Regions from separate parts of the Homo sapiens genome. Here region 1 is linked to region 2. The links are chromatin loops, found by intact Hi-C in ENCODE. Cell type or tissue: K562. All regions are shown on one strand. Each heading gives the region's core, and the rest is flanking DNA. Links, peaks and the distances in the headings are about the cores only. Region 1 has its middle 86 kb from the start of ZNF280B. Region 2 holds the start of IGLL5 (immunoglobulin lambda like polypeptide 5).

Region 1 (2,912 bases), core at 310-2,809, 470 kb after region 2:
CATAGCTCATCGCAGCTTTGAACTCCTGGGGTGAAGCGACCCTCCTGCCTCAGCCTCCTAGGTATCTACGATGACAAGCATGCCACACTACGCCTGGCTAATTCATTTTTTATTATTTAAAAACATGTTTTGTAGAGAAAAGATCTTGTGACGTTACCCTGGCTGGTCTCAAACTCCTGGCCTCAAGTAATTCTTTTGCCTCAAACTCCCAAAGTGCTAGGATTACACACCTGAGCCTCTTCTCCTGGCTGGCCTTGTTATTGTTCAAACATATATGTGGATTTTGTGTGGTAGGAACTTTCTAGAAATGCAGAGACTGTGTCCTCACTCCAGAGCCACTGAATCAGAATCTGCATTTTGTAAAATCCCCAGAAGATGCATATGCACAACAGAATTTGGGGGGTACTGTTCTAACACATGCCTGGAGACACTGGTGTAGTTTTGGATATAAATTATTCCTCATACCTTAATCTGTTATGCTCCTTCTTACATGAATCGGAAACTCTTGTTTCTCTATTTACTGCATTGTGAAGTCAGGTGTAATGTACTCAAGGCTTTCCACTGAAAATTTCAGGCATTTTTTTTCTGACCTCACAAAATCCACAGAAGTTACCAGGAGTGTTTTAATAATAAGATAATATCATATCTTCGTTTGAGTAGCAAACAATAAGAATTATCTAAAAATGATAATATTTCATTGGTATTCAAATAAAAATAAAATTAGCAACTATTTAAATATTTTATCCCTTTTAAGAAATGGAACACTACTTACATTAACCTGAAATGACTAGATCATAAAGGGGTATAAAAGCAGATGAAAAAGCACAAGGCTTGATCACCATTGTGGAAATACTGAGAACAAAAATGAAAGAATGCATCCAAATAAAAAAAAATAGTCATATTGATTGCTTGGAATAAAGAACCTTTGCCGAGGACTCGGTGATTTTAAATACTTTCTGATTTTATGTAATAGGCATGTATTGCTTTGAACATAACTCAATAAATAAATTTTAGTAAGTTTAGAAAGTTTCTTCTTATTGCTCTTAGCTCAGAAAGCCCATCCTTTGAAGATGCTACTGAGATCCCTGTGTGGAGGAGGTGTGTTGTGTGGTGCTTTATGCAAATCTTTACCACATTCACCACCTTTAGCACCACCCAGGTTCTCAGCCCTGAGAGCAGCCACACTGTGAGGGGACTGCCCAGAGTGGCCGTGTGTTGCGGGAGGAAGCAGCTGCTCTAACATTTTACACGACCCAGTGAGCAACTGTGCAGGGTTCATTCAGTTTGAACTCCTTGAGCTTCTTATGATGCAGACGACCCAGACCGCCCCCTGGTGGCTTTCCTGGACTGAGCATGTATTGTCAAATAACTATTGATTTACCTTTTTGACATTGCCACTGTAAATTTCCTAGGCCAATTCACATCCATTACTTGTCTATTTTTTGCTCATCCCTATTTGTACTACTTTCTCTTCCTGTTGTTGAAATCCAGCCCCAGTGACTATAATTCGATTTTAGTGTTACATGGTGTTAATTTTTATCTGAATGTTTTGGATGACTAAAGGAATTGTTTTAATGACCCACTGGCTTTTTGAAACTATTTATGTTGAGTCTCATATTGGATAAACAGCTAGCTAAAGCGAGCATTTTCAAAATAATTTATTTTAGAGAATTTATTAAAAAGAAAATAACCAAATATTTAAGGTTGAAGTTTTATTGTCAATTCAGTGGAAATTCAAGTCGGAGTCAGCCATAAGGATGATCAACAAGGTCTACATAAGCAACCCCATCCCCAACTCACACCCCCAAAAAAACCTGCCTGGACACCAAGCTTCAGCGAGCTTTCCTGGTTGGCAATAATTCATGCACAGAATCACACATTGCTGCCAGGAGAATGCAGCATTGTCTATTACTTTACTGGGAGAGGACAACTGAATGCCTGTGCTTGGAATTCTCCTGAACTCTGCCCATGTACCTCCTTCCTTGAATTATTTTAATCTGCATTCTTTTGTTGTAAAAAATCATATCAACAAACGTCACAAGTTTCAGTGAGTGATGTGAGTCCTTCTTGGGAATCATAAGAAGTGAAGCGTTGTTGGGGGAGTCCCTAGCTTACAGTTAGCATCAGAATTGAGACTGCTGTTGGAAACTCTTAGATTTTGCAGGTTCTAATGTCACATTTTTTTTTAACTTCAAAACAGGTTGTATTTGGGAAGAGTTTCTCATTTTGTTAAAGCTGCAAGCAACCTTCTTTCCCAATTACACTTCTAGAGATCTAGTAGTTTCAGAGATCTCAGTATTCAAAGATATATTTCAAAATTAATAACAAAACCAAACCCACACCAAAAAGAAATCACTTTTAGAATGATTTGGAATGTACATTGATTTCTGGCATTCTCAGAAACAAGCTCACCAACTCCTTGGAAAACGGGTGCCATGGAGTCAGTGCCCACCGAAGAAAATGTCTTTAAATAAGTTAGTTACTTGGACAAGATTATTCACTCCTTAGAAAATACATCAATGTAACAAGTCCCAGCAGGCAGGGTATGCAGTACAGCACCAATTTCCCAGAGGGCTTAGTGGATCTTGGGATGAGCAGTTGTTGGTTTACGGCCCTCAGAAGAAGAGCAGTCACTGAAAGTGGAGAAAGAGTGTTGGCAGGCAGGAGCCTCTCGCAGTCGTACCCAGACTTTTAACTTGCTCAAAGGAGAGGCTGTGTTCAGTAGCATCTTTGGGAGAACATTTGAGACAGTTAAAGGCAACAACAAGAAAAGCCCTACAGTATTACTCCCCAGAAAGTCCATATCTGAAAAGAAAGAGGGACCCATTTGAGATTTCCTGTGGAGGACTGTGTCTCCCATCCTTTTCTGTCTCCAGCAGGTACAAGACATCAGCCAGAGTGTGCTCTACCAC
Region 2 (2,907 bases), core at 1-2,500:
CTCTTTTTGTGAACAACTTCACAAAACCAGAAAATTATAAAGCCACATTAAAATTAGGTGAAATCCCATCAGCCAGCCAGACACACCATTGACATTTTTCTATATTTTCTGACAGGTTTTTGAAAATGCATATATACTTTAAAAACACAGTTGGGTCAGGTGCAGTGGCTCACGCCTGTAATTCCAGCACGTGGGAAACTGAGGCAGAAAGATTGCTTGAGCTTAGGAATTTGAGACAGGCCTGAGCAATATAGCGAGGCTCTGTCTCTAAACTAATAATAATCCTAATCAAAATTAGCCAGGTGTAGTGGCCTGCATCTGTAGTCCTAGCTACTCAGGAGGCTGAGGCTGGAGGATCTTTTGAGCCCTGGAGGTTGAGGCTGCAGTGAGCTGTGGCCACGCCACTGTACTCCAGCCTGAGCAACAGATCAAGACTGTTTCAAAACAAAAACAACAACAGTCCCCCAAATACAATTGTGTTTTTTCACACCCTTTCTGGTAGATATTTGGATTTTTTCCAGTTTTCTCCCATCACTAATAATGCTGAGCTAACCACCCTTGTTATAAAGATTTGGTTACAGCTTTGATTATTCCCCCAACCAACCCTTAGGATAAATTCCTAGAAGTGGAATTGCCCAGTTTAGATAAACACACTTTGTTTTTTGACTCGCCGCCTGTTGCTAAAATGGTTATACATTTTTAATGCCCATAGACAGTCCCCGAGCGTGTCTGCTCCCCTCTGCTCAGCCCTCACTTCAACTTCATGCTCCCATTTCATAGGAAACTGGGCCCCTGGGTGCTCTGAATCTGAGTGTCCTCCCCATCCCCAAGGCACGGCTTCCTCCAGGATCCCCACCTACCCTGGACTTGGCCATCACCCCCTCTCCTCCCTCCTCTAATCGGGCGTCGCATCAGCCTCCAATCCGGTGCTGATTTTTCCAAAAACACAAATCTGACTCTGATAATCAATCTACCTAAATCCATCCAAGGACTCGTCCTGGACTGGGAATGGTGCACGGACCCTATGGTCTTCTTGCCTCCCCTTCCCAGTCACCCAGGAGCTCCCAGCCTCATCCTGTGCTCTCCTCTCCTCTGACGCTGCTCTGTCTTTTGGGGGCACCCATCACCAGCCAGTGCCCCTCGATCTGTGAGACCAGCCTGGGCATCATCCCAGAGGGAGATCCCCTCTCCCTTTATTGCTCCAAACATGGGCCGTGGGCCTGTTCCAATGACTGGACAGCTCCCCTCGGTTCATCCCACCCTCCCTGTGTCCTTGAGCCTGGCCCCAGTAAGCATTTATGTGCAAGTTGGTGAACAGACAGCCTTGGGGGAGACCAAACCAAGCCCTTGCTGCCTTCTCCAGGGAGTGGCCCCTGCCCTCACTGGGCAGGAGGCACATGGGCAGAGAGGAGGAGGGGGAGGAACAGGCCTGGGCACCCTGTGGGGACAGTGGCCACCACCCCCTGTGGATGTCCTGTCCCTGCCTCTGTTCCTTCCCTACCCAGAGGACTAGGACTAGGTGATTGAGGCACTGACCCTGGTGAAAATTTAAGTGGCGCCAGAAAACTCAGAAATCAAGAAAAATAATATCGTAATATGATATTAAAAACAGTAATTCAAACAAATCTGTGATGGACAAAATATCAACCCATTACTAAAGCCAGTGTCAGCCCAGGCCCCTCTTAGGGGTTAACCTTCCTCCTCACTCCTCTGGCTTGTCTCCCCTTGGTCACCCTTTCCCAGCTCTGCTGCAGGACCCCCACATCCCCTGGAATCTCTTGCCCCTTACCTGCCCCACAGGCTCCGCAGGCTGGATCGGCTGCTTCCAACTGAGGCTCCAGGGTCTGGGTCCCCGCTTTGCGGTGCAACCATTGGGCGCAGCAGGCCATGGGCGACCATGGCCAGACCCAGCAGCAGCAGGGGCCAGCGCTGCCTGGGACCAGGGCCCAGCTCCTCAGGGGTCTCACAACCCACTTGGCCTGTCTTGGGTCTCATTGGCCTTCAGGTTCAGGGGCACCTCTGGCCCGACTTGCAGCATGGGCTCCCTGGAGGACGGTGCCCTGGTCCCTCTCGCCAGCAGGGCTGTTACAGTACACCCCAGTCCATTGGCTCTGTCCTCTCCCTGGACTGGCTCTGGTCCCTGTCCCTAGCCCAGGCCCTTCCAGGGTCCATGGCTGTCACCCCTGGGGATCTCTCCCAGAGGGGCATCTACCAACTGCCCTGAAGCGGTCACAATCCAGGGCTCAACTGCCTCCCACCACAGCCGGCTGCCTGGCCCCGCCCCTGGGTGGTGCACACCTGACCCACTTGTCTTCCCCACTTCCCAAAGGGCAGCCTGGGTCTGTGGAGCATCTCCCTAGGGCCTAGAGAGCTGCCCAGCAGGAGTCCCCAAGGGCTTGAGCTCAGGGGGTTGGGGCTGGGGCTGGAGCTGTGGCTTCTTTTCTGATCAGTCTTCCAGGCTGGGTGCCTGTACACTGCACTCCAGCCAGTTGGGACCAGCCCTTTCTTGGCTGGGTTGGTTAAGCCTGGCTGGCTATCCTGTGGCCCTTTCCTGAGTCAGGCAAGAGCCCTGCAGGGAGTGATTCTATATCCTTCAGGCAAGGAAGAGTGGTGAAGTCATAAATGTGGAGTCTATCTAGACCTAGGTTACCTCTGGGCCTCAGTTTCCTTATCTGTAAAATGGGGAGAGTTCCTCTGCAGCATGAAGCTTATGAGAGTTAAAGAAACCATGTGTTTGCTAAGCACTCAGTGGGTGTTGAATAAATTCTGGTTCTTTTTTTGTTCTTCTCTTACTTTGGGATTCACAACTACTTGTGGGGTGTCCTTGGGGCCAGTGTCTCTGTTTTACAGGTGAGAAAATTACCATCCAGAGAAGATGAATGCAGGGTCCAATATCATTCCTTAAGT

The links. A loop is a pair of places that touch in the nucleus more often than their neighbours do. Peaks named below come from ENCODE experiments on the same cell type or tissue, not always from the same donor. Only the 100,000 strongest peaks of a DNase experiment are listed, where the experiment ranks them.
Region 1: a loop joins it to region 2, with 2.6 times the contacts of the local background. A loop is called at or near these places in 2 of 110 quality-filtered maps.

The regions. Positions count from the first base shown.
Region 1 is chr22:22,421,233-22,424,144 of GRCh38, reverse strand. It overlaps IGL and the pseudogene ASH2LP1. Among named protein-coding and RNA genes, the nearest start is that of ZNF280B, 86 kb to the left of the region's middle. In K562, for the core only: a CTCF peak has its summit at 1,329 (motif pointing left); DNase peaks (open chromatin) are centred at 372, 1,324 and 1,768.
Region 2 is chr22:22,887,142-22,890,048 of GRCh38, reverse strand. IGLL5 (immunoglobulin lambda like polypeptide 5) reads right to left here and starts at 2,233. Exons shown (of 3, transcript NM_001178126.2): 1 at 1,790-2,233. The coding sequence starts at 1,995. It also overlaps IGL. In K562, for the core only: a CTCF peak has its summit at 1,074; DNase peaks (open chromatin) are centred at 837 and 1,178; H3K27me3 peaks cover 1,868 bases.